2 separate regions of the Homo sapiens genome follow, and region 1 is linked to region 2. Evidence: chromatin loops called from intact Hi-C (ENCODE). Cell type or tissue: endothelial cell of umbilical vein. All regions are shown on one strand. Links, peaks and the distances in the headings refer to the core of each region. The heading gives the core; the rest is flanking DNA. Region 1 overlaps LINC01339 (long intergenic non-protein coding RNA 1339). Region 2 overlaps MEF2C-AS1 (MEF2C antisense RNA 1).

Region 1 (10,312 bases), core at 819-8,818, 1.3 Mb after region 2:
TAAGAATGTTCACACGGGGGTAAGCCAGGCACCATCTGAAGAGTCTGCCTACCCTAAGACCTCCCTGATGAAGAGGCCATGTATAGGCACTCCAACCAACTGTCCCAGCTAAGCTCCCATTTGACAGCCAGCATCAACTGCCGGCCACCAGCCTATGCCAGGCTTCAAATGGCCACAGCCCTAGCTGACACCTAACTACAACCAAATGAGAAACACAAAGTGAAGATGGCCAACCAGCCTCTTCCTGAATTTCTGACCCACAAAACTAGAGTAAAATTAAATATTTGTTGTTTTTACACTTCTACATTTGGAAGTCATTTATTACCCAGCAATAGAAACTTATACAGCAGGAAATGCTGTCTCCCCTGTATTGTTCTGACTCTGTTTTCCACATGGTAAGAAAACAATCCATGGAAAATGTAGTGGATTTTATCAACATTGGTTTTGATTCACACAAGATAGAAAATCATTAAAACTCGAAAGGCATGTTGATTTCAGTGTTCTGAAAATGCAGCCTGTATAAGCTGTGGTCTATCAAGACCACTGAGTTAGAGAAGAGGTAGTTAAATTATGGGCCTGCTCACCAAATGTGGCCCACCACTTGTCGTATATAAAACAAAATAAATATAGCCTACAAAGCCTAAAATATTTACTATCTTGTCCTCTACCAGAAAGGTTTGCTGATCTCTGAGTTGAAGAATGGCAAAGTTAGAAAGAGAATGTAAGTGTTCTAAGTATTCTTTTCTTATTATGTTGTTGGGCAAAAATATCATTTTTCAATAATATCAGTATATTTTAATGGGCCTATTTCATGATTCTGATCAGCACTTCTTAAATTTTTTAAGGATTTTTAGTTGTTTTTGTTTTGGGAGTTCCCCCAGCCCCATTTTTTAGGTCTCCTTGTTTTGCTTTTAGTTTTCCTATCAAAAGAAAGAGATAAGTCACAGGAGAAGGAATACACATCACAGTTTTCTATGATACCATCAGTGAAGCAAATTCATATCAATTGAAGAAAATTAATATCTGAGGTCAGGGGTTGGCAAACTTTTTCTACAAGGGCAAGGATATTTTTAGCTTTGCAAACCACATGCTCTCTGTCTCATCTACTCGACCCTGATGTTTAACAGAAAAGCAGCCACAAACAGTGCTTAAATAAATGGCTATGTTTGTGTACAATAAGACTTTATTTATAGAAGCAAGTGGTAGGCTGGAGTTAGCCTGCAATCGTCATTAGCCCACCCCTATTTTGGATAATGTAGGGACACACGCACAAGCAGGGAGGTAGCAGGGATGTGGCACTGCTGCTTGAGATGTTTGCAGTTGTAAATCCTATACAGAGAAGGAAGGGGAATACAATACATGAGATTCATGTCATAACAATATTTTGCCTGTTTACTACATTTTTTTATTCAGTATACTCTAAACTATTATCCAGTTTACTAATAATATCGAATTAGAGTTGAGTTAGTATACTGAAAGACCTCATAAGTTAAAATTTAGTCTTTATTATTACAACTTGAAAATCTTACCTTTTTGCAGTAGATTTAGTTCTTCAAGATATAAAAAGAGGTCATTTCAGATTTCAATAGCCCCACTAAAACAGCTACCTCCCAGCCTGAGAGTCCTGAAACAGGCTTTTTTCCCTCTGTTGTCAAACCTTCCTAAACACAGTATTCGCAGACTGTGTGGTATGTTTTCCTCCTAGTTTTCAGAATCCCTGAAGTTCTTCCAATACAAAAAAAAAGGCTTATTTTTACCAGTTGGTGGAGGATGTTCCACTTTCAAAGGGAGAGAATTTTTAATTCCCTCCATAGGGCTTCATAGCTATTGTAAACTTCATGGGCAGGCTTTCACCTGCATAGAGGACCAATTCCACATAATGCCAACCATTCTAGGGTAAAATGGATGGGGTGAGGGTGACAGTAACCCTGTACCCATTACTAGCACATAGTTAAAAGGTAATATGAAAATAGACTTTGGGGAAAATTTTATGTTTTATATTTACCTCAAAATAAATGCCTACTTAGACAAAAAATAAAATTCTTTCCACTGCTAAAAGCAAATAAATAAATTTCCCAGAGATTCAAAAATGAAAAGAATATTACCTTTGTCCCTAGGATAGATATATAGATGAATAGATTTCAGAGCATTTTAAAATGCACTGAAAAAGTAAGCAACTAATTAGCAATTAGAAATGTATAGTAACATTAATTACATAAATATAAGTGTACATATATAAGTAATTATAAAAAGCAAGGCACAAACATTATAATATTACTTTCAACCAGTTCAATCTGAAGAAAAGGAAATTTTGAAATGTTTGCTTTGAAAGCTCAGAGAATTATCCACGTGTGAAAAAATCCAAAATTGCTTCAAAGTGTAAAAATTATTCTTCTTTCCACCTACAAGTAAGTCAAAATTGCTGTGCACATTTTCATCAAAATTTCTTAAAAGAAATTATCCAGCAAGGAAAATCTTTGAAGCTATACAATAAAAACTTCAGGGACAAAAGAAAACTATTCTCAGTGCCTTCATCTATAGAGTACAAGCAAAACAAACCACCCTTTACACACAAGCACATGTGTGTGTACGTTTATTAATTGATTCAACAAAATTTTACTGAGAGTCATGTACATTAATTTGTACACAATTGTATGCATATAGGCATGTGTATTTTACATGAGTATAATCATATGTGTGAATATATCTGCAAAAGCAAAGCCAAGAGGAAGGCCTAAGGATAAAGAGCAAATATTCATGTAAAGAAACCCCCAACCACATGAAGGCACCAGAAATTATTCTATATATACAAAAATGTTGTATATAGTGATGTTAGAGATCATAATGAATATTGGAGGTGAGAACAGGATGACCTCAAGGGTATCCTTCTGGAGCATCAGAAATGTCTTTGATGGGCAATGATGGAGAGGCACCTGCTCTTAGGAGAGGACATGGAGGGAAAGGCAGAAAAGATAAACTGTGTCACATCACTGTTTAAGAGCAATGACCAAAATTGGAAATTCTTCTCTAAACTTTTTAATTAAACATTTTAAAGTAAAATTGATTATTTAAAAATACTCCTTAAGTTGTCTGGAAGGCTGCTTAAATTTGTGGTTGTTTTGGTTGTAATTAATAATAGTAATAACCACTGTTTTCACTTCTAAAGTAAGAAAAAGTAGAGGCTGGCCATTAACTTTTCTCCTTAATCTCTGGCAAGCCTATATTTCAATTGCCTTTTATAGCCAGAAATAAGGAACTAAATTAGTAATCCATATATAAGATGCTTCTCAGGTAGGTAGCAACTTACCTAGTAATACTAGGGAAAAGGATGCTCTTACCATTACTGATACACCATCATGTAGTCTCCAGGCCAGTGTGCTTGTTGAAGTTAACAGGTAGCTGCAGCCATCATAAGATTACCATTGGGAAAAATTCAACATGATATAATATTAAACAGTAATTTCTGCAGAGATAAAAACAGGTTAGTCATTATAACAGCCAGACCCTGGATTTCCAAACTAATAGATATCTGGTTTTTAATTCTGCCTTAGAAATATAATGCACACCTATTGGAAGCTTATTATTTCATAAGAGAAGTACATAGGAAAAAACTCCAGGCCCTAGGAATTGAGAAAAAGAAGTTCATTTTTTTGAAGTGGGAAGAATGTCCAGAACCTATTAGAACCTACATTCCCTCCATTGCTCTTCCCAGGAAGATCAACACTCACTTTATCAAGAGAAAATGTCTCACTGTGAAAAAACAGGGCCCATTGTGAAGCTGAAGGAGCCAAGCAGACTTGTCTGCTTAAGACCTAAAGGTCTGCCCAAGAGACAGAGCCCTGAAAAGAAGTGAACCTAGTCAGCACAGAAAGCATCTTGGCAGGAGCCATCTAACTGCAAACACCAATACCTCTATAGCTTCTCCTTTAGAAATAGTGCCAGACCAAGCCAGCTTACCTGGTCATCTTTCATTCCCAACTAGATCTGCCCAGTACCTCATGGCAGGTGATCAAAGAACACTACCATCTCGGTGTGGCCTCCCAGCCCTATACCTGCCAGGCTGCAGCCTGCCCAACGCAGGGTGGCAGGGTCAGAAGGACATTTTAAAAGGGGATGAAAATGACCTTTAATATTTTGAGCAGAATGATAACTTCTTGGCAGGTTATATTGCGATAGCACTTTGGTTACATAATGATCATCTCAATTTCACATTCATTTTAAGAAGTTTTTGCCAGAAAATAGTAATAACAATAATAATAATGGTGAAATACAGGGCTTTATTCCAGAATGTAAATCCTTGACCAATGCTTCCTCTAGAAGGATAAGCTGTGACGCTGCAGATTTCCTGGACCTACACAGTGAGCTGCCTGTTCCCAGTGACACAGAAGCCATGGCCCAGGCAGCTAGTGCATTCTGTAACCCAGCTCAATGAAAACTAAGAGTTTGGCGCCCCCTCTTCCTCACCAGAGGCTCTAATTGTAATGGCCACCCTGCTCCACCTCCACCCACTGGTCCAGCGCCAAGTTGCCTGAAACTTCCCCACACCACACACAACGTGGCTAACAAGAACCTCTGTTCCCAATACATTTGATCATCAAAATAGCACCATGTTTCCCCCAGAGAAATGCAATTTCATCTCCATTTCAAGTAGGTTGATGTGTGGTAATCAGAGGGAGACATAAATTTTGAACTTGAGCTTTATGTTGTGACTAGCATTAATTTAAGTGCCCTGCATCAAAGATCTGAGCTATTCCTCTAAACTGCTTTAAAACCCACCATGACTTTTCGTTGTTTCAGAAACCCACAGTGCAATCTGCAATGCATTATAAATTTTAAGCAAAGAATCTTATCTATATTTTCTTGTGCATTCCAAAACTCCCTAAAATACTGATCAGAGACAGTGCCCACATTCCAAGACTAGTGCCACAAGTTTGCTACAAGTTGAGGGAGGAAAAAAAATTAAAGTAACAGATGTTTGGGTTGCCTACTTCTGCTATTTTCAAAACTTCATCAACAATGCAAAGTTTTAAATTAGAAATGTACTATAGTTCTATTGTTCCCTATGGAAATTTTTAACTAAAACCAGAGTCTAGGAATTCATTTTCAAATAAATATTCCAACTTTGGTTTTAAGAGGAAAAACTATACATATATATATATCCTCTTAGAAGGAATGAAAGTTCCATCTGATGAGAAGCCCCCTCCACTCAGCACCACAGCAGGGAGTAGAATTCAATTGGTGGTAACTGCTCCCCGCTGCTCTTGCAGACTTGGTGGCTCCATGGGGTGTGCTCTCAAGGCTTCTGCTGTCCAAAGGGGAAGCTGTAGGGGATGCTCACGGCCCCACTACAGCTAGAAAATTTTGTGGGTCTGGTCCTGTCAATCCTCGGGATAGCTCCACGTGAGGTATTCTCACTCACTTCAAAGACAGGGCAGCTTCAGAAGCCCTTCCAGAAGGCTTGCCTGCATCAACTCAGCATCCATGCTGCTCATCCCCCTCCTGGTTCTGCATGCCCAGCAAGGAAAGCTATTAGCTCCCTCCTGGCCTCAAAGGAAAGAGGGAGCAGAGTCCATTGTTTGCTCTCAAATCTGCATCCCTGGTGGCTAGTGGTTCACATATTAACTTAATTCAAAAGATTAGCAACACAGGGCTTAAATTATATAGGATTCAGAAAAGTTCTGATCCAGGCTGAGAATGGAGACTGGACCAACAAGTGGAAACTCATAAAGTAGAGCCAGTTTTATTTGAATGTAAATTGATAGAAGGAAGTCAACATCTTTTGTTGGTGGTATTGTTCCTAAAATCCTTTTGTCCTGTATCAATTTCCCCATCTCTTCCACAAAACTACTCCTGACTCAACTAGCCACAGTAATCCCTCCTTTCTCTGAGCTCTTAAAAATACCTGTAGTATCTGCTGCCAACTTAGCACTTTATTATATACTTACCTGTATTAGCCTCTGTATTATATTTTTAATACTGACTCCCCAAATAGATTTTGAGTGTCTCAAGGGCAAACAGAACGTCTTACACTTACTTTCAGGACCTATCACAGGAAGAGTGAGGAAGGGGGACCCAAGAGGACCATTTGGCATAAGCCTCATATTTAAAACAGGCCTCAAATTTAGATTTTTGATGACATCTCCAAATAAGGTTATACCTCAATTTTCATAGACGTACTGGCAAGAGTTTTTAAAAGAAGCATTTCATCCAACAACTTAAAATTCATCAGTTTCTATGATGCTCTTTTGGTATTACTTATTTTAATACTCCAGAAGCCTCAAAAAATAGAAATAATTTAGTTTACCTCAGATTTTCTGTAGTGCCTGGCACTCTGTTACAAAAGATAAATGCAGAAAATGTTCCCTAATGGTCACCAGACATGCTGCAGATGGAGGGAAGAAGTACAGAACTGTTACAGCACTTGACTATAACAAAAGCAGAGTTAGAGACCCAGGGCAACTGAAAAGATTCTACGCAGACTGGCTACAGTGAGCCCCTAAAGCGGTTGTGTGTGTTTTCAGGGCCCTCTCTCCTGTACAGCTACCTTGTCTCCTTCCTGATAACAACATTAGCATCAAAAGAAGGGGTCTGTCCTCTTTGTTTGATAATGAAGCACCTCCTAAGAAGTTGAAGATAAGGCAGCTTTGTAAACCAGTGGAACTTAGAGACAATAGCTGTGCTTCACCAGGTGTGAGAGAAAGCCGAGCAGGAAACTGTCTGTGAGGTGCAGCCAAAAGATTCTAAAAAATCCAGAACTCCAATCAAGGTAGTTTCCAGAAGTGATCTCAGGGAAGCAGGACTAGCATGTGATTCTAATGTAATCCAGAATCCCATACTGTCTTTGGAGAAAGATACTGTGACACAAAGTGTGTGTGAATAGTAAAGGGAAACACAAATTAGCCATGAGTTCATTGTGTGTGTTCCCTTTGTGAAGAGACTCAGGGGTAGTTGGTCATCTTCAGATGACACCTCCAAGACAACCCTGCGTTCAAGGCACCTCTTTCTACCCTATTCTTGACCTCAGCTGATGTGGTAGTTATTAGTACTGTTCACCAAATTTTTCTGGCTCTCCATCTTCTGGAACTTTATAGAATTGCATTCTCCTATTCTTCATCGCAATTAGGGATAGCCTTGGCTTGTTTTAGCCAATGAAATGTGAGTGACTTAAGAGCCAGAGAATGAGCCACTGCGTCTCCATTGTCCTACCTTGCTCATCACAGATCATGACGAAAACAGAGACAGAGACTTGCTCTGCAAAGGTCCTGAGTGAAAGAAGCCAAGCTCTCCAAATGACCAGTGGGGGCGATTTAATATGAAGAAGAAACAAGCCTTTGTTATTTTAAGCCACTGAACTCTTGGAATTATTTCTTAACACAGTTTAACCCACCCTATTCTGATTGATAAAATCAGCGATTACCTCACCATGCTTAATCCCCTGATCCTCAAACTGAAGTGCCTTCAGGGTTATGCTGTTCTATGCCAGGGGATTAGAGAAGCCACAGGATAGGGGAGGCACATGTTACCAGAGCATCCACCGGACTCACTGTTAATTTAAAATGTTATTTTTATATTCAAACATACACAAATGAGTACAAAATTTTATTAGTTTTTAAGATGAAAGAGGAGATTTCAAAGAATTTCAGAAGCACAGATTTAGTGGATAAAATAAGGCATTCCAGTAGAGAAGGGGCCTCTGAGAGAAGCAGCCTCAGTGAAGAGAAGAGAAACTGAGGCACAGAGAATCTATGTGACTCATCCAAGGTCACACAGCTAGGGAATGCAGCCCAGGTTGGCTGATCCAAGGCCAGAGCTCTTTTGGCCACACACACCTAAGCATGTGCAGTAATGATTCTTCTGGTATTCTCAACAACATAAGGGAGACAGCCATCCTCATGTGAGAACCAGCCATTGCCTCTTCACTGTTGACTAAGGATGCCGGCAATGAGGTAGCTGACCTTGCTACCAAATCATCACTGTTCACAGACAGAGATGCAACAAATATTCTGCCTTCCTTTCTTTCCCAACTTCTCACCATAGAAAGATAAAAAATAGATAAAGTTTGCCTTTCCCCCCAAATTTTCCAGCTTTCAATCTTTATAATCTAATAAATTATCTCCATGTTGGGGGTCATTAAATATAATGAGCTATTGGAGAAAAAAGTGTGTGTGTGTGTGTGTGTGTGTGTGTGTGTGTGTGTGTGTGCCTCCAAGAAGGTTCCCCAGTGATGAACAATGCCTTAATAGCTATCTTTGGAACAAGGCAGGGTTTGAATAAATAACCTTCTGCAGTCAGTTTAGTGCCAGATCATTCTTAAAAGCAATATCTTAGGTAAAGTTTGGAAGTAACATTTATGTTTTCTTTTTTTAATTGAAACTTAGCTTTTTCAGTCTCTTTTGGAATTTTATGAACCTAAATTTTCAAGTGGGAGAATTCAAAGCAGATGAAAAGCAACCAGATTTTTTAAAAAAGAAAAGGACTTAAAAATCATAACCCACCCTCACTCACAGTCTTTCAGAGCTAATTATATATAGTTAAGATAATCTGAAACTCTAGAAGCACCCTTGCCAACATTCTTTGTATCTATAAAATCAGCCTATGATAATTTAAGATCAATAGTTTGTAAAAGTCAATAGTCGAGTCCTACCTCTTGTAAGTGTGGCCAGTTTCTGATGCAGACATTGCCAATTGCTCAGCATTGTGAGATGCTCTGAGCCATGTAAGTCCATGCCATTCAATGTCCACAAGCATTAACTCAGGTTTCTTAGTAACTCATTTTTTATGCACATCACTCACAAAGAAGAGCTACTTTTATTTTTGCACAAGTCCTTGCTCACTTTCAGAGGACATAGCTCTCACAAATACACTTTGGTTTCCTTGCTCTCTCAGTAAACAGATTTTTTTCCTGCAATGCTCTTTTGGTGAAACTTGTTTTGAGAACAGTGAGTACCACCCTACATCAGATTTTGTCGGTTATGCTGTTATTGCAGATACAGAAGAAAAGTTTGTTTGAAATTTCCAAAAGCTCTCAAAATAAATGCCCCAGGATGGTCCCCATTCTACCTGTCCAAATTTGTCCCCCATCCTCTCCCTAAAGTCCTCCATCCCCGTCAAGTACACCCCCCAGCAACATTCCAAGCTGGCTCTATCTCTGAGGTTTTGCTCACACTATTTAAACACACGTGCACCCAGTGTCTGTGATGCACAAATTCTTCTGTCTGTCAATGTAAATCCTGTCCAACCTTCAAAGCCTAACCCAAGTCCCAAAGACTCCTGGAACACTTCCCATATCAAATTTACCCTCAACAATAACCCACTTCTGTGAATTCTGACAGCAATTGCTGTGCTTGCCATGTATTCTGATGTTTAGCCCTATTCCATTTTACATCATCCTGCAATTGCTTCATTGTGTATTTCTTAGATCTTTCATTTGATCAAAATGTCATACCATGGAGGGTATATGTATAAACCAAAGAATGAAATTCTTCAGGAGAGACCCACATGGTAACTAAGATCTTTGTATCTTTCCCAATTCTTAGATCATCAACTTTCAGAAGTTTTCCAGGTCTAATCTACAATGAGCATAGAAGGTACAGAGAGCTTCATCTCCACCCATCTACCACAAGAGTCACCCCTCAAATTGTGTGCCTCTTGGAGTCATACTCAAATGAAGGCCAAAACTGAGATAACCACAATTAGCCACTCTAGCAAACAGACTGCTTCACCAGCAAGGCTGAAACATCAACCAGGGCCAGGTGGTGGGAATTGTACAAAGAATCAGACAGAAGTAATGTGTCATGCATAACCAGAGGAATGTCAGCTACAGACCTTGCCCTCAGCCCCACAGGTATAAGCTATCCTCCAGGTAAATAGCCTGCATCACAAAGATGCCATGGAGCACAGGCATCCTAGACACACCCAGGGAATGAGACCTTGAAAAGCCAAGTGCCTATAGCATATAAGCAAATGTCTTATCATAAATAAAGTAAAGATAAAAACAGGAGATTTCTGTTACCTTTGGAGATAATATATAGTCCTATACACACTTAAATGTTTTAGCAGAGTGGCATGTTTAGTAAAGTGTGAAATTTTCAGTGTTTTTTCTGCATTAGTCAACAATATTATTCAGATGGTAAATAAGTTCACTTTTCCTGGCATTAATAGAGGTAGATTGCCGCATACACACACACACACACACAAACACACACACACACACACACAGTCTTCCTTAGACTTTATCCTTTTGGTTAACAATACCATTCAAATGTGCAATTCAGCTGCTCATCCCTATAGAGGCAAAATGTTATTTAAAAAG
Region 2 (10,312 bases), core at 674-8,673:
GCCATAATACCTAAAATTAATGCAGTGAGTTACAACAGTCTATTTGACATGAGCAAACACATAGCCAATACATGAATTTCAGCCCTGCTGTTTTTAATGAATTATAGAGGGTATTTCTGTTTACCACAGTACACTTCAGTTTTAGATGTTCTTTCAAAAAGAAATTATTTTATTTTACCTTTTCATATTTTAAATAATTATTTAATAATACCCATTATAACAAACCCATAATTATTAATGATACTGCAAGCATTCAAAAATAAGTATAACCCCACACTGGATAATTTGAAAATAATTTGGATCTGGAATGTATCACAGTTGGCCTTTTAAAATACAGGATTTTCCCCTCAGCAGATTTAGCTTCTTAATTATGTGTGACCTAAGTTAATATTACCATTAGTTTTCTTCCCATGAGCCTTTACAGTTGAAGCAGAAGAGATATGAAGAAATATACATTAGAAAATCACCTGAGATTTAAAATTATTCATGAGTAATCCACAAAGTAGTTAATCCAGAGTGTGCTTTGTATTCTTTAAATACTTCTGGACTTTTGGTTTCTGTTTCTGTTTTTGTTTTTTCTTTAAAATCATCCTGATCCTTGCCATCTAATGATACTTGGTTAGGATCAGACTATTTTCTCATGTAGGGAGGAGCTTGTACTAGGTGTCAGGAGACCTGGATTCTCTATCTAGTTCAAAATTTGTGCCTTACTAAGGGATTTGTCCTTTCTAGGCTTCAGTTCGCTTATGTGTTAAATGAGTTCTGTAACCTATTCCAGTTCTATCATTGGAAAACAGAAAATGTTTCTACCCTTTAAACCAATTGGAAGGTAGGGTCTATCCAGTTAAATAATAGGTGACAATTCCTTTAAAAGAAAATTATGTCTGGGATTGATGTACTACTGTACCAGCTTTTATTTTTTTCTAATCACCAAATATTTCTCCTACATTAAGTTGTAAATGCTTTATTGTTAATGTAAATATAGAGTCACTTGTTTTTCCCTCAAAAGAATTATGTTTAGCAATATATTTAATTAAAGTGTCATAGAAGTTACAGAGAGCATGCTCCTCGGGATTTTAACTCCAGGGAAAGCTAATATTGCAATTTCTGTTCAGAGCTGCATACCATCTTACTCCAACCTCCTCTCTTCACTACTTCCCTACATTAAAGCAGCGGTCCACTAAAGCCCTGTGCACTGGGTCTGCCTGCTTTTAAGCCTGGCCCACGCTGGGTGTAGCTCTTGAAGTGAGCTTTAAAAATTATTTTAAAGTGAACTGGGGCGGTTGCCACAGCAACCCACCCTGAGATGAAGAAAGGCTATAGATTAATGTACCCCTTAAGATTATTCAACTGTATAGTATTTGTTCCTCAGCCAGAATACTTTTAACACAAACATGATAAGTGAACATGGTGGTTTAGAAAAATCTAAAAAGCAGTGAAACACAAATTCCAATAGCATTACATATTTTAATCTTTGTCTAATTATAGTATTGATGATACACAGGACTTCCCATGAAATAGATTAATTTTATAAGATACAGTACTTGCAAAAGTAGGCCCTGAAAGATGACATGATCTTTAAGCAAAATGATATGTCATTGCTTATAATATAAAGTGTATGGTGGTCATTTAACTCTTTATTATTGTTATACACGTCTATTCTGTAAATACCTAAGGCCAAGGAGTTTGGCAGTTTTACCTTTATGGTAACTCTGTGGTAAATGATAAAAACAAATGTGAGCACTCACCACATACACTTCTTTACTGCCACAATCATTTGCCTTCCGTTCTTTACTTCATCTCTTCATAGAAGTTACTTCACAGTTTGCAACTCTTCTTTGGCACCTTCAAATGTGGAAGTGCAAAACAGTATATAGTATTTTGTTAATGCTGATATGAAAATACTTTCAAATAGATTTATTTCTAAAACTTCTAATCTGAAGTAACAATATTCTGATTTTAAACCAAAGTGTTTTGAATATAAGACAACTGAAATTGTCATGCATTGTGATAATAATCTTTAACATAAATAGTGCCAAATATCTAAATTTCAAAAATTCACTAGGTGCAGCATTAACCCAAGAAGAATATACAGCATGTGGAATGTCTGTGATTGAGAATTTGCAATATACAAAGGATTTGTTATTTCAAGACAAGGTTTACACATATCTAAGGATTCTATGTTTATCTGTATTTCTGTACCTTCAGTTTTATATCTGATAGAGAATTACAGAAGAATGTCAAATCCATTATATCCGAAGCTAACACAATTTGTCAAATCGGGAAATGTTTGCAATGCAGTTGAGGTTACTGAAAGGGCTTATTTTATGCATTGCCTAAAGGCCAATTTAAAATACTTTGGGATTAGTGATGTGTATTCAGTACGGTTTATAAATTCTATTACCAATAATACCTTATTTTTCCAAGCAGTGTTTAACTATACTGAGCACAGACAAATGCTCCTGTGTTCTGATTTCTGTTTTAGTCTGGCTTTCCATGACTTTGTGCACACAAATGAACCTTTCCTTGGCTTCAGACTGAGGCTAGTCCCAGAAAGAGAACCAGCCTTGAGACACATCAGACCAGGATGGTCAATATCTCTTTTCCCATTTGTAATAGCAGGAGGACTTTGCATAGTGAAGAATCATTTATAAAGCCTCTATATTTGGGTTGACATCTCTGAGGTTTATTTTTAAGTTGCTTCAGAGTCAAAGAGAAATGAAAAATTTTGGCCAGTTTTACTTTATGGGTGTTAGTTGAGTTTAGGTTTTTAGGCTTAGGCCCACAGTGAGTGAGTCCAAACTTGGTCTTGTAGTCACTACCAAGTGATTTGGTGAGTTCTCTTTCTTCCAGTTGTGCTTCATTTTACAGTCTATTAAGTGAGAATCATAATACACATCTCCCAGGGCCTATTCACCTTATAGAAATGCAATCTTCATGAAATAACATCTGAAAGGTATGGTAAGGTTTTTTTTTTTTTTTTAAACGACACTACAAATTATGATACATTTCTTTCTTTTCCTGTAATCAGTATGTCCAAATAAGGCTTGATCAGTAATTTGCTTGCAAGTGTGTGGCTGATTCAAAAATAACCACATGCATGAATAAATTTAATGCGACTTTACCTTTACTTACAAAATTGTTAAATGTTGTTCATCAGAACATTGATTCTATCCCATTTCTTGAAATATCACAGAAACCTTCAATTCAAGGAATGGATTTTCACACTTCCCCTTTTAACTGTTTCTTCTAGATACCTTACTATGTGTGTGCTTTTTCATTTTAAAAAATCTTTACCCGGGGTTGTGGTGGAAGTGGGGATTAAAAATCTCGTCCTGCGTTTTGGTGCCCACTTCTTTGTTTGGAAAGCAGAGCGCTGGGACTCAATCCGGACGGCCCTCAAAGACCCAGACGAGGGACGCCTCTAGTTTGAGCAACTCACTCCGCTGAGTTATTGATTGCAGGCAGCAACAATCCCTCCGGTTGATTTGTGTGAAAAGTGAATCCGCTCTGGCTGGGCGTTCAGCAGAGGCGCAACAGCTGCAACGCCATCCAATTATTGCCGATCCTCCCCTCCAACACTGCTCTCATCACCTATATACTCTTCTCTCTGCCCGTCTCTGCTTCCCCCCCCTTCCCCCCCCCCTTTTCTCCCGGCCGACGGAGCTGAAGGGGCGGGGGTTCCTTCCTTGGAGTGTTTCTAGAGCTCGGAGGCTGCTGGTAGGGGGTGAGTGCGCCACGTGCGTGCGCCACGGGCGAGCAGGAGGCAGGCTCTGGGCCCTCCTGGGGACCTGCTGGACCTGCTGGACCTGGGTGCGACGAGTGGGCGGCCACGCTGGTTTGGCGCGGGGAAGGAAGGGGGTGTGCCGACTTGTATTTAGTTGGGGGTTGTGGAAGTCACGGCTGGGGGAAAAGCGTCCGGTGGTTTGTTGGTAAAGAGGGTGCGTGATGGGCTCTGGGGAATGGAGGAGGGCGCAACGGCTGTGGGTGGACTGTGGAAACGGGCGGTGGCAGTGCCGGGGTAGTTGTCCTGCTGGTCTGGTTTTGGGATCCTGGGCTGGAGAAATGCGATCCAAAAGAGCTCGGGATGGGCTCAGAGCGACCCACGAAAATACCAGGGGCCAAGTAAAATGAACCCACCCTTTAACAGTGCACAAAGCGCTGGCACACGGTCCACGTCTGGTGACGCAGGCTGCCCGAAGCGCTCCAACCATTTTGCAAACCTGGGAGAGCAAGAGGGGCTCTGCAGGTCTAGCCGCCGCCCCTGTCCCACTCTGGCCAGCCGGAGTTTTTCACCTGACAGACCAATAGGAAAGAACACGGGCCCCAAACTGGATTTTATAGTCTGAGCTCTCAGCATCTAAGGAATTATATTTCAAAAAACAAAAGCCAACTCATAGCTCTATTAAGCTAACGCGTGTGCGAGTTTTGGCTAGGAAAAAGCCACAAAGTAAAGCAAGAAGTAGGGTATTCAGGATAAAACACACACTTTAAAGACAAAACAGAAAACTTCCTTTCCCCTTGTACCCCCTTTATTTGTTAACACAGGGGAACGGTTCTGGGATGTCTTACAAAAATGCTGTCACTAAATGCAGATATCTGTGCTGTTCTTTGACCTGTCTGGCATTGTGGAATACTCAATTACATCGAAGGTGTAAAAACGTTTATGTTATCATGTTCTTGAAACATTTAGCGGCTACCAAGATGGTAGCTATTTAAATTAATTAAAATAAGATAAAATAAAAATAAATTCTGTCCCTCAGTTCCACTGGCCATATTTCAAGTGCTCAATAGCCACATGTGGCTAGTGGCTCCCTTACTGGACAGCGACATGTCAAACGTTTCCATCACTGCATAAAGTTCTGCTGGAGAATACTGCTATAGAGTTCAAAATGAATGCTGGTTAAAAAAAGAAAGAAAGAAAGAAATTACTTTATGACTGATACCAGCCACATTTTAGGACACTCTTGGAGTTTCTGTTACTTGGCACTAGTGTGAGAAGCTTTAAAGTCAGACTTTCAGTATCTTCCTGCTGAAAGAGACCTTGGGGAACACTTCACCCAGACACCTAATTTTTTTATAGGCAAGAGAAATCAGGCCCAGAGAAGTTAAGTGATGCCCCCAAAGTTATGTCATAAATTTGGAAAGAAGATAAGGTCCCCTAACAGGGTCCAGTATACTTTGTGCCAGACAAGGACATCTTTCTAGGCAAATTCATCTTACAGAAAGTCAACTTGACTGAAAATTTTAGGCAAGAGTACCCTTTTACAAGAAAAAATACTGCTAAGTATTCCTCCAGGAAGAAATTCCATTTAACAAAGAATGAGGAGCATGGGGAATAATACTATCTCCCAAACTAAAAATGTATTATTGGTAGTGTCATAGATTCATATAATGCCTTTTCTAAGAGGCTAATTGGGATAACACTGTGCTTCATTCTACTTTAAAAATTCTGAGGAAATGGGATTATCCTCTTAAAGAGCTAAAAAGCATTCTTAAGGTCAGGGAGGAAAGGTGTCACCTAAAGTGAAAATTTTTAGCAAAGCATAATCTTTCTCAAATTTGATAAAGATATCGGAGACATTGATTATGATATAACTAGGATGGAATTGGCTCAGAAATGTTAATAACCAACCAACCTTTTTTTTTTTTTTTTTTTTTTGAGACGCAGTCTCGCTCTGTCGCCCAGGCTTGAGTGCAGTGGTGCGATCTTGGCTCGGCTCACTGAAAGCTCCACCTCCTGGGTTCATGCCATTCTCCTGCCTCAGCCTCCCGAGTAGCTGGGACTACAGGCGTCCACCACCACGCCCAGCTAATATTTTCTTTTTTTGTATTTTTAGTAGAGACGGGGTTTCACCATGTTAGCCAGGATGGTCTCGATCTCCTGACCTCGTGATCTGCCTGTCTCGGCCACCCAAAGTACTGGGATTACAGGCGTGAACCACTGCACCCGGCCCAAACAAAACATTATTACAAATTACACTATCTGAAACATATAAGGCAACAGAATACATCATAAAGATTTAGACAAAGCATAAGCTTTCTTATTAGTTTTATTGTTTTGTTTTGTTCTGTCTTTTGGGTTTGTTTTGTTTTTAATGCCATGTTTGTATTCTATATATCTTATTGTTAATTAGGAGTGAACTGTTGGTATTAATTCTGCTCTTTTATAGTAGTTACCTTTTAACTTAACACTTAGTTAAGGATCCCCGAAGTGTCCAAATAAGAGTACTTATGAATATTAAATAATTTTAAATTAATAACAATAAATTATTTTAAAAGTGTAGATTTACATTTTTATTTGAATTATTGTCTTTATTGCTCTTCTTAATTTACCATTTGCGTGTGGTTCAGCATTCTTCCCATTCTCCCTAAAATCCAGTATCCTTAGAGAAAATGTTTCACTTCTTCAGGTGCTTGTAGACATGGAAGAAGGCCTCACCTTCTCCATGGCTGACAACCGAGAAGGCTGGTCTGACTTGGAAGAAGCTGTGTGGCCAACAGCCAATTGGCTGTATCACATGGTAACTGTTTGATTATGCATATGGTTTAAATCTCCCTTTGCCTCAGTTTCCTCATTTGTAAAATGTGGAACAAAATGTGCTATCCTCAAAACTTTGTTTAAGGATTAAATGAGCTATTCAGCATAAAGCACAGGGCTGGAAAAGTGACAAACTGCGGTAAAAATTAGCCATTCTTAATCTAATGCAAAGAATTTCCACTTCTATACCATTAAGTTCTTTATTCACCTATACTGGGGTTATCACAGCAGAAAGAAGTAGGTCATCCGAGAGGTGGGAATTGGTTCAGGATGAGATTTACCTTGGAAGAGGTAAAATGTTTTAAAATACCATGACTTAAGTGTACAGGTTGCCTTATTTCCCTTTCACTGACATCATGCCTCTAGGATATTTTTTCTTTTTTGGGGGGATGCTTTATTATACTTGTTAGCCACTTGGTTGCTGAAAAGGCACTGAAAACTCAGAGTCTATCCTCTTTTCACCCTGGTTGACCTTTGGAATGCTATTGTCAGCCAAGATGACATTGATATCTTCAGTCTCCCCCTAGCTTGAATTCTTTAGGTCAGAGTCCGCTCAGATTGTCTCCTGATGTCATTCCAAGTGTCTGATGGCCGTCTATGGCAACTGGGTTGGGCAAAAGCCTGCTGGGAAGGGGTAGCCCACAGAATGCCTAATGGAGCGTTCTGTTCAAGAGGACCTAGAAGTAGTTCTGTTAGACATATGATCAACACTACAGCTGTGTTAGGGGACTGTACCATTTCTTGAAAAACAGAAGCATAGTCATTTTGCATTTTTGGTTCTAATAAAGTCCCACCTGAGATGTTTATGATTTATACTGATTTTATGATTAAGTATGTATTACAGAAAAAAACAGACTTAGAGAATGTCAATAAAAATTTTATATCTGATATTCACGCTAACACTAGTTATTAAGTGAAGACCCCAAGTTAAGACAGAAGAGTTTAGAAAAGAAGGAAAAGAGCTACCGCATGGCAAAATGTACATTATTCTATCTTTCTAGGTATTTTTCTTTTTCTTTCTTTTCTTTTTTTTTTTTATGGAGTCTTGCTCTGTTGCCCAGGCTGGAGTGCAGTGGTGTGATCTTGGCTCACTGCAACCTCTGCCTCCCATAGAGATGGGGTTTCAACATGTTGGCCAGGTTGGTCTTGAACTCCTGACCTGAGGTAATCCGCCCACTTTGGCCTCCCAAAGTGCTGGGATTACAGGCTTGAGCTACTGTACCAAGCCATTTCTAGGTAATTTTTTAAATGACTATGTTCTACTTATCTGGATCTTACAAAATTATTTATAAAATATTTTATTTATAATCCTAAATTTTAAACCAAGCAATATAATAGAAAATGTTATGTTTTCAAGAAGGTAAGATCATGCATAGATCTATATGCTTTCAATACGTAATTTTATAGAAATTGTGGAACAAGGAGGCACATAATTATATCAATATTCTAATTTCTTAGGAAGAAACAGAATTTTCACTGGGAGGAGTTTCTAAATTATTTTGTAATATGGTGAGAATTAAAAGTAAAACTCAATAAAACTTTTAAATTTAAGTGAGTGATTAAAACCAGTTTGTTTCACCAAAGTACTGATTGAGTCAAAGACTCAAACAAAAGGCCAGATTTCCTACGGACTATTACTTATTTATTCATTTATACTAAATGTGTAGTTAAATCTTTTAAATCAGTAATGTTCTTAGTCATAATACAATGATATCTGGAGTATATATGCAAAAATAATACTATCTTATTAGAATGTGGGTTGAAATGAATATTTGAAGTACCTAACATTTAATGGCCACATACTATTTGTCAGGCTCTGTATTAATTGCTTTATAAACTTTTGTTTCCTTTTATTCAAAGAACAACCTTTTAGACATGTACTATTATTGTCCCCATTTTAAGATTTTACACACTAAAGCTGTGAGTGCTGACATGACCTGCCCAGGGCCACATAGTTCCTAAGTGCCAAACGACATAAAACCAATGTGTTTGTTTCCAATACTCTACCCTTAGCTATGATGCTATACTGCTTCCTTGTATTCATAACGTTTGTTCACTTATAGTGATAATATAATAGATATTTTTGTCCCACCAGAAAATATTTCAGAAATACATATCTAAAGGCATGTCATCCTCTTTAAGGTAGACACTTTAGAAGACTATTCATTTATTTCAGTAATGTTGTCTTTGCTCAAGTCTATTTAGAAATCTCCTCAGGGATTTGCTACACAGTCTTAAAACTGGCCTGATTGTTGGCAAATCCTTATCATTAAGGATGAATTTTTTCCAAAAGTAAATCCAAGCCAAATGTAGTAAACAGGATGAAAACTAAGATTTGAGTATAAAGCATTAGATTATTTGATATTTGTCTCATAAATTGACACTAATTGAAGATATAAAAGAGGAATTTCAAAGTATTTTTGATATGATTTTATAACCTTTAAGGAGACAGTTTTGACAAGTAACACTCGTAAAAGGTCTGGTATTTTTTTAAAAAAGTCATTTTCACTAAATTAATAGTTATAGATCATGTATAAACAGCATGGGAAATGTTCTTTTCAAAGAGTATAAAATGGGCAGCGGAGGGTAACTAGGAAACTCTGGAGCAGAATCCACGTTTAGACACTAAATAATTGTTTTGACCTTAATTTTCTAAATGCCCTTTTTGTAAAATGGGGAAGGTGGCAGGAACTACCCATGATAATGATTTTGCCGAGAGAAGCACATGAAATTGTACTTCTGTGGCCACTTAGTGCCTCGCATATAGAAAATTCTCAATAAATGTTAGCTATTATATACCATTTCACTTTCAAGAAATACCCCATATTCCTGGAAAACATCTCAATGTTGTAGTTATGTAATGATATTTTAAAAGATGTTTTCTTTTCTGTCAGTTTCATGCTTCCAAACAGTTATTTTATGTAAAGTATTTGATATATAAAGTAAATATAAACATTTATGGTCGTATGTTTATTCAGTTAATATGTATTATATCAAGAAGTCTTACATGTTGGACTGCTAACTATATTATCCTTGTCAGTGTTCTATATAATATTGTCTTTAGATAAACTTTTTTGGGGTATTCTTATTGGATTTCATCAGACTTATGAAAGTAATGACATACCCATTTGCCCAGAATGATGCTCCAAGATTTTATTTTTTAGTTACCTCAGACATCTTCTAAATTGTTTATTCATTATATAATCTTAAATTTAAGGGAACTGAGCATAAATATGTTGAATTAGTGGCTTCCTATTAGATCCCAGTGAACTCCTCTTAAAACAGGGCTCTTATCTGTGTAGCATATGCGCAGTTGTGATGTTGTGAAAGTTTGTCTTTACATCACTCTCTTCCCTATACTCACCTTCAGCAGGCCCTGCTTTCACTTTGGCATGCTCCACTCACCCAGCAGCAATTTTTACAATCAGTAATAGCTCTTTCACGAGTGCTTCTTTCTCCTCTGGGCCTTCCACTGATGCGACCTACAAAGTCCTTTCATCCCTCAGCCGCCCCTTTATGTCCGCGGAATTCTTTCCAACTATGTTCTATCAGAGGAGCCGGCCACTACAGCCGCCTAATCCATGACACGGTATCATTGTGCAATCACTTTAAATGAACCTCTCTTCAAAAGTTTTCTGAAAAGAATTCATAATCCAAAGGAGTATCCATGCTTCCACAGATACCCTGCTGTGTTGGTCAGGTGGTGTTTTAGGGAGCACTTTCAGTATGTCTCAGGTCCCTCCCACCAGCAGCCACTTCATTTGTCCACAC

Evidence for each region. Hi-C counts contacts between places; a loop is a spot of excess contacts. Peaks named below come from ENCODE experiments on the same cell type or tissue, not always from the same donor. Only the 100,000 strongest peaks of a DNase experiment are listed, where the experiment ranks them.
Region 1: a loop joins it to region 2, with 17 times the contacts of the local background. A loop is called at or near these places in 2 of 110 quality-filtered maps.

What each region holds. Positions count from the first base shown.
Region 1 is chr5:90,157,191-90,167,502 of GRCh38, forward strand. LINC01339 (long intergenic non-protein coding RNA 1339) reads right to left here. Exons shown (of 6, transcript NR_120601.1): 5 at 3,339-3,399; 6 at 1,149-1,329. Among named protein-coding and RNA genes, the nearest start is that of LINC01339, 130 kb to the right of the region's middle. In endothelial cell of umbilical vein, for the core only: a CTCF peak has its summit at 4,476 (motif pointing left); a DNase peak (open chromatin) is centred at 4,431.
Region 2 is chr5:88,885,754-88,896,065 of GRCh38, forward strand. The region is part of intron 1 of MEF2C-AS1 (MEF2C antisense RNA 1); the gene reads left to right. It also overlaps a transcript of MEF2C not described here. Among named protein-coding and RNA genes, the nearest start is that of MEF2C-AS1, 7.6 kb to the left of the region's middle. RefSeq lists enhancers at 3,584-4,120, 3,707-3,906, 4,121-4,655. In endothelial cell of umbilical vein, for the core only: no CTCF peak of the experiment used is centred there; a DNase peak (open chromatin) is centred at 3,838; H3K4me3 peaks cover 1,343 bases; H3K27ac peaks cover 695 bases.